Regions from separate parts of the Homo sapiens genome. Here region 2 is linked to region 1. Evidence: chromatin contacts called from ENCODE Hi-C or POLR2A ChIA-PET data. All regions are on one chromosome and are shown on one strand. Each heading gives the region's core, a stretch centred on a gene start or an enhancer-like site at or near the end of the contact. The rest is flanking DNA. Distances are from core to core; before and after follow the strand shown.

Evidence for each region. Hi-C counts contacts between places; a loop is a spot of excess contacts on that map. ChIA-PET counts read pairs that join two places held with the same protein, here RNA polymerase II (POLR2A). Pooled maps may share reads with other maps.
Region 2: a loop to region 1 is called in a pooled map, with 2.5 times the contacts of the local background. The contact joins the promoter of MRPL58 here to the enhancer-like site in region 1. A Hi-C loop is called at or near these places in 1 of 168 maps with a recorded cell type or tissue (endothelial cell of hepatic sinusoid) and 2 of 50 pooled maps. POLR2A ChIA-PET finds 5 or more read pairs at or near these places in 12 of 52 experiments (A549, A673, HEK293T and 7 more).

Annotation. Positions count from the first base shown.
Region 1 is chr17:74,942,508-74,946,285 of GRCh38, reverse strand. OTOP3 (otopetrin 3) reads right to left here. Exons shown (of 7, transcript NM_001272005.2): 4 at 2,942-3,000; 5 at 2,562-2,680. Among named protein-coding and RNA genes, the nearest start is that of OTOP3, 8.5 kb to the right of the region's middle. RefSeq lists an enhancer at 1,659-2,858. Within about 2 kb of position 2,030, at least 3 of the 41 ENCODE cell types and tissues checked have a DNase peak (open chromatin) inside an H3K27ac peak, as active enhancers do.
Region 2 is chr17:75,010,628-75,014,405 of GRCh38, reverse strand. MRPL58 (mitochondrial ribosomal protein L58) reads right to left here and starts at 1,736. Exons shown (of 6, transcript NM_001545.3): 1 at 1,534-1,736. The coding sequence starts at 1,719. RefSeq lists enhancers at 726-1,408, 1,429-1,508, 1,559-1,868, 1,409-2,092, 1,959-2,108 and a silencer at 1,761-1,943.

The DNA of each region.
Region 1 (3,778 bases), core at 781-3,280:
AAAAACATGGCCAGGTGCGGTGGTTCATGCCTGTAATCCCAACACTTTGGGAGGCTGAGGCAGGTGGATCACCTGAGGTCAGGAGTTCAAGACCAGCTTGGGCAACATGGTGAAACCCCGTCTCTACTAAAAATACAAAAATTAGCTGGGCATGGTGGCACGTGCCTGTAATCCCAGCTACTCGGGAGGCTGAGGCAGAAGAATGGCTTGAGACCGGGAGGCAGAGGTTGCAGTGAGCCAAGATTGTGCCATTGCACTCCAGCCTGGGCGACAGAGCAAAACTCCATCTCAAAAAAAAAAACCACAAAAAACAAAAAACAAAAACTAACAAAAAACATTAGCCGGATGGCACACATCTGTAGTCCCAGCTATTTGGGAGGCTGAGGTGGGAGGATCACTTGAGCCTGGAAGGTTGAGGCTGCAGTGAGCCGTGTTCCCATGACTGTATTCCACTTTGGGTGACAGAGTGAGAGTGTGTCTCAAATAAACCAAAAACCGAAACCCCAAGAACCCTCACATGATGTCTCTGGTGTCAAATGTCACCTCCACAGATTACTTCCTGGGCTCAAGGGAAAACCCGTGGCTGTGACAGCGGAACCCAGCCATCGGCCTTAGCAGCACTCAGGGTCAGGTCATCAGTCATTAGTACCTTGCCATCCCTGTCCCTCAGAGCACACAGCATCACCTGGAAGAAGCTGGGGCCGAAAATATCTAACCTGAATCTAATCAAGATTTTGTCTATACTTCCCGTTCCAAGGAAAAGTAGGGGAGAGGGATGTGAGTTAAACACTGCCAGGAGGAAGCAACCTGACAAGTCTCAAGGTCAGTGGGAAAACACCAATTTAGACTTAACCAAATGCATTGCATGTTTGAACAAACCGTCTGTAAAAGACATTTCTGGGGCTAACTGGAGAAAGTGGGATATAGATTGATTTAGAGGACAGAATGAAGCTAAAGGATTTTGTTAACAATTGTAATAGCATTGTGGTCATGTGGGGGAATACATCTCTTTCTAAAGAGATGTACACTGGGTCCGGCATGGTGGCTCATGCCTATAATCCCAGCACTTTGGGAAGCTGAGGAGGGAGGATCACTTGAACCCAGTAGTTTGAGATGAGTCTGGGCTCAGAAATTTTTTTGTGAGACTCCATCTTTACAAAAATTTTAAAAATTAGCTGGGTGTGCTGGCATGTGCCTGTAGTCCCAGCTACTCAGGAGGCTGAGGTGGGAGGATCGCTTGAGCCCAGAAGTTTGAAACTGTAGTGAGCTATGATTTCACCACTGCACTCCAGCCTGGGTGACAGAGCGACACCCTGTCTCAAAAAGAAAAAAAAAGAAAGAAAGAAGAAAAAAAGATGCATGCTGAAATATTTTGAGATATAATGTCATGATTTCTGTAATTTAAGTACTTCAGCAAAAATTAAAAATAAATAAATATGGCCAAATATTAATAATTATTATGCCTAGATGATGGGTATGTCTTGTTCTTCTACTCATTTGTAATGCTTGAATCTTATTTTATTTTGTTTTATGACAGTTTCACTCTTGTCACACAGGCTGGAGTGCAATGGTGCGATCTCGGCTTACCGCAACCTCCGCCTCCCGGGTTCAAGCGATTCTCATGCCTCAGCCTCCTGAGTAGCTGGGATTACAGGCACCCACAACCATGCCTGGGTAATTTTTGTATTTTTAGTAGAGACGGGGTTTCGCCATGTTCGCTAGGCTGGTTTCAAACTCCTGACCTCAGGTGATCTGCCTGCCTCGGCCTCCCAAAGCGCTGGGATTATAGGCGTGAGCCACTGTGCCCAGCCCTGAATTATTTTATAATTTCAAAATCCATGATGTCACTTGGCAAAAATTCTCTCTTTGCACAGCTTTTCTGAGAAATGCAAGCAGAGTATATAGAATGCTCACAGTACACAGGCGTGTCGTGACTGATGCAGCGGGTATGTGAATGTGTGGATGTGCTGGGAGGGCTGGGCTGCAGGGCGTGATGGTGATGCCACCCGGGGCGGGGTGGGGCATGTACATACAGGTGTGGCTCAATCCCACAGAGCAGTGTTCCCATGTAGGGTATGGGATGCAGCCTCTAGGATAGGAGGTGAGGCATATGGGACAATCTTGGGAGTTTTTTTCTGTCCAGATATCTTCCGTCCCACCTGATTGATGAGGCCAGGCACCTAAAATTGTGTTAGGAAGATATTCCTTTCAGCCGGGAGGCTGTTGAGTTGCTTGCAAGTAAAATGCAAATGCCACGGGCGGGGTGCATACCTGAAGGACTTAGTGGCTCTCTCAGCCAGGATCAGTGGCTGGCTTGCTGATGGCTAGCTGGACACCTGGAGTTGGGTGCAGGGCGTCAGCACCTGATGGGGTGGGATGGGGACCACTGGCAAACTTCAGTTTTCTGTTGATTCCTAATCTGGCCTCTAGAGTTTGCTCCCAACTCTATAGACCTACTGAGCCTCACCTGTTTTAGAGAGTGTAGCGTTTATGTGTGTGTGTGTGTGTGTGTGTGTGTGTGTGTGTTTCAGGGCAAGGAAGACCTGGTCTCCTTTCCATACCTGTGGATTTTTCCATGAGGATGCCAAGCTCAGCTTCGATCTCTCGGTGCATGGAGTCATTGGTAACGGCCAGAACCCACAGCAGCAGGTTTGTGGCCAGGGTCAGCATCAGGCCACACCTGGGGGAAATGCCACACTCTTCTCACACACCCTGGCCGGCTCCCCAGGTGCCAAACCCTCACCATCCACTGTTGTTGGGGCAACCACTCACTCCCAACCACTCACTCCCTAGTGTCACACTGGCACTAGGACACAAGAGGCAGCCCTGGGGCCACCTAGGACACATCCCAGACTAACCTATAGCCCCGCGGCCACCCTGACCAGGGAAGTGGTGGGGAGGACAGAGAGGCCAGAGGGTTTGGGAGGGAGAGAAGTCTTACCTAGTGAAGTTGGTCTGGACCCGAACACAGTCTTTGCAGTGTTTCCAGAGCACCCAGGTCTGAAAGAGACAGGGCCTTGAGCCCAGGGGCTGGTGGAGGTGGTGGGACCACAGTGTGAGTTCCTGGGGCGCATGCGTGTATTTACAGTGAAAGACACAGGGAGAAAGACTGGGTCGGAATCTTGGCTCTACTGCTTCTTGCTGTGTGGTATTGAATCAGTGGCAAACCATCTCTGAGCCTTAGTTGCCTCAGCTGGGAAAAGGGACCAAAAAGCCCACCCTTTGGGGAAGTGCTTTCTTGTTGGGGGAAATAAGACTGCGGGAACGAAGCACCCAACACAATGCCTGGTGACAAGAGAAACCTAAGAGGAAGCTGGAGATTGTATTCTTTTCTTTTTTGTTTTTTGGAGTCTCGCTCTGTCGCCCAGGCTGGAGTGCAGTGGCGCAATCTCGGCTCACTGCAAGATCTGCCTTTCGGGTTCACACCATTCTCCTGCCTCAGCCTCCTGAGTAGCTGGGACTACAGGCGCCTGCCACCACGCCCAGCTAATTTTGTTTTTGTATTTTTGGTAGAGACAGGGTTTCACTGTGTTAGCCAGGATGGTCTCAGCTAGTCTCGATCCCCTGACCTTGTGATCCACCCACCTCGGCCTCCCAAAGTGCTGGGATTACAGGTGTGAGCCACCGCGCCTGGCCGATTGTATTCTTTTTTTTTGAGACAGAGTCTCACTCTGTCGCCCAGGCTGGAGCTCAGTGGCATGATCTTGGCTCACTGCAACCTCTGCCTCCTGGGTTCAAGCGATTCTTGTGCCTCAGCCTCCCGAGTAGCTGGGACTAC
Region 2 (3,778 bases), core at 487-2,986, 68 kb before region 1:
ACCTGGCTAATACGGTGAAACCCCCTCTCTACTAAAAAAAAAAAAAAAAAAAATTAGCCGGTTGTAGTGGTGGGCGCCTGTAGTCCCAGCTACTCAGGAGACTGAGGCAGGAGAATGGCGTGAACCCGGGAGGCGGAGCTTGCAGTGAACAGAGATTGCATCACTGCACTCCAGCCTGGGCGACAGAGTGAGACTCCGTCTCAAAAAAAAAAAAAAAAAAAAAAAAGGCCCCAGACTTCAATTCCTCTTTTATTCTCACTTCTCACATCCAATCAATTAGCAAATCTTGCAGGCTTTCTTTCCAAAATACGTCTAGGATCTGACCAATTCTCATGACTCCTACTGCTTCCACCCTGCTTATCATCTCTTGCCCTACATTGCAATCTCCTTACTTGTCTCCCTGATCTTGGCATCCTCTATCTGTTCTCTGTAAGGCTCTCTGAGTGATCCTTGTAAAACTAAGATAATTCCATTCTGCTTCAAGCTCTCCAATAGGTCTCCCTTGCGTTCAGAGGAAAGGCTGGAGGCCATTAAGTCCTAGTAACAGGCCTTTCCCCAGCCATCCCTCTCTTTGGCTTTGTCTCCTGACCCCTGCTGAGCCACACCTGGGGATTGCTACTGCCTTCAGGTTATTGCACTTTCTCTTCCCTCTGCCTAGGATGCTCATCCGCCCCCTATTCTCATGACTTGCTGTCTGGCTTCTTCCAGGTCGTTATTCAAATGCCACCTCATTGACAGCGTTCCTAGACAATCCTACTTAAAATTGCAACCCTACTTCCTACCTCTGGCACTACTTCTTCCTTCTTGGCTTTATTTTCTGCAAAGTACTACCTCACACATTCTATATTAGTCATTTACTTACTGCTTGTCTCCCTCCACTAGAACATAAGCTCCACAAGCTTTAGAATTTCAATTTTGTTTGCTACTCCATCCCCTAGCCTAGCACAGCTTTTGTTGAGTGAGTGAGTGAATTAATGAACAAATGAATGGATATTCTTTTCCAGTCCTGTAAGTGGAAGCTCAATGGGTTTGGGTGGGTCTTATCTCTCTTGCTCCGGGGCTTGATTCAATGCCTGCACACAGCTGGCTAAATAAATGCATCCTGAAGGAACGACAGAGAAGCTGTTTTATTCGCGCGTCCTGGGGTTACTAGAGACAATGGACACTGTAACGTCCCAAAGGGTAGCAAACAACTTGGCAGCCTCTTGCCTTTATTGTCCGCCTTGGAGGGCCAGAATGCCCGTATTTCCCCTTGGGACTGGAATTTGGTCTTGAGGGCCAAGGACACGAACGTAGAAAAGCTGGCAGCCTTGAAAGAAGCATACCCAGCCGGCCTTCCGGGCTCCTGCACATCTCGCGCTACAGCGAGCACCCCACTCCCGGCCAGGTTAGCGCAGACAGCCAGCCCCCTCCCGCGGCGACCATCACGTAGCCCCCCGACGTAGCTCCACATCCGGCCAATGGGCCTGGGGTTCCTAACGTCACCCAGCAGCCTGACAAAACGCCCCTTCCGTCCAGTCCTTCCCGGCTCACCGGGACCCTCCAGGCGGTGTCCGAGCCCTGAGATTCGGGGTAGAGCTTGTCCAGGCTGTAGATGCTCTTGAACTCAGTGCCGTCTTTCTGCTTGTGCAGCGCCCGGCGTGGGCACCGTGCGGGCGGTGGGAGCAGCCAGACTCCGGCTCGGCTCAGGCCCCAGCGCAGGCACCTGGTGGCCGCCATGCTCAGGTCTTGCGACTGCTTCCGGCGGGCGCTTCCTCCCCGCGGTCCGCAAACTCGAGCCGCCCTCGAGCTTTGGTTCCGCGCAGTTTCTAGGTCCCGCCGAGGGGAGGCGGCAAACTGGGGTCCCGCCGATGCTTTCTGGCCGGCCGCCTCCGGGAGGCCTGGTTGGCTGGGGAAGACGGTGGCCAGAGAGCGAGCTGCTACCGGAAGAGTGCCCCGATCTTGTGGCCCCCAGAAACACCACTTCTCTCCTTTCAGAGTCCGTGCCCTCCGCCTGGACCGCCCACTGCCCAATTCAAACAGCAGCGAGGCCTGCCCGGCCAGCCTGGGGCATCTCCCGCCCCGCGCTTCCCAGCCCCTTTACTCTGCTCTAATTTATCTTTTTTCTCTTCCTTTACAAAAATCACTCAGTCCTAATTGTCTAATTGCTGTCTCCTAGCCGGAATGTGAGCTCCAGGAGGGCACCGGCTCACTGGTATATCCCCAGCACCCAGAACATGGCACATCGTGGGCACCCCATGAGTACTGATAAAATGAATTCTGTAGGAATGTACTTTTGAAAGTTGGGTTCTGGTAGAGCTGAGTTTTAGGAACGCCAGGCTCTTTTTACAAGGCAGCCTATGAGCAAATTCCCCGCTGAGCACGTGTGTGTACTGGCTTATACCCAGCAGCTCTGCAGGACAAATACCAGATGGGAGGAGAAGGCAGGCCACCGAAAGAAATGTTTGCAAAACCTGGAACATCGTCCCCCGCCCTTCAGCTTTATGGAGCAAGATGATGCTTTCTTCCAGCCAGGAGAGAGGGGGTCCCTCGGGAGGTAGGGAGAGAATTCAGAGAACTGCCAGCTAACTAGAACCCTTTCATAGCGCTGGTAAGGGATGAACTACAGACAAGTTCCAATTCTGAAAAAGGTTCACAGTAGAGCAAGCAGTGTTTGAAAACAGCTAAACCTTAGTTAAGTTACTGTGTTGAGAGGCTATGTGGTAAATGGAAACAAAGCTAAATAAATGTTCATAATTATTAGTAATGCTAGCGATTGTTTCTTAATGAAGAGTTCTATTTTTAGGAACAAGCATAATTATCTAGAAAAATGTGCCCCCGGGGATGCTGGCTGATTGAAACAGGAGATTGTCATCACACCAAGCTTTTACCATCTCCGCATTATGGCTACAGCAAATCTTTAAGAAGGAATAAACCACTTTCTAAGCACTGGCTTTATAAGCTCAGACTAGAAAGGGGTGACAATTGACATATCTCGGGCTCTATCTCGGGTTGGGAGGAGAGTCTCCTGGGTCCCGCGCTGTTTGACTTAGTCCCAAGACCTCAAAGGGAATAGACGCATCTCTATGGCAACTGGAATAAGCTGCTCAGAGGAGCAAAACCAGGCATTCACTCAGGTCGGGGGCTAAGGGGTTATGAGTAATAAAGTCAGAACCTTTCCATGACATCATTGCTCTGAGGCTGGGCTCCAGCTCTGCACCTGACCCAAGGCAATAGGAAAAGGAAGCTGCAGGTTTCCATGGCCCCAAATAAACACAGCCTGCTTGGGCCATCTGGTGGCCTGGATTCTGGGAGAGGAGGTGGGTAGAGGAGAGAATGAGGCAAGCCGCCCTGGGGTGGAGAGAGGAGCAGCTGGCAAGCTCCTCTTACCTGCTGCTGCCGTGAACTATCCAGAATGGGGGCCCTGGGAGAAAGGCCAGAAAGGGGCCACCTGTTCTCCCAAAAAGATGGGCACTAAAGGCTGAGGCCAGTCTTCCCTTTCTCCTCCTTGGTTTTCTATAGGCCGAGATGGTGCTTCAGGGAGGGGACATTCATGGGAGAAGAGAGGAAAGAGGTCATTTCTGGCAGCTGAGGAGCTTGCAGACACAAGCCTTTCTATAGGGCCTATGAGTTGGGGTACTATTCCTATGTAGGGGGTCCTACATAGGACCTACATAGGACCCCTTTCTTCTTCTCTGTACCGCCCTGGGTCAGAAGACCTCCTTTTTTTTTTTTTTTTTGAGATTGACTCTCGCTCTGTTGCCGAGGCTGGAGTGCAATGGCACGATTTCAGCTCACT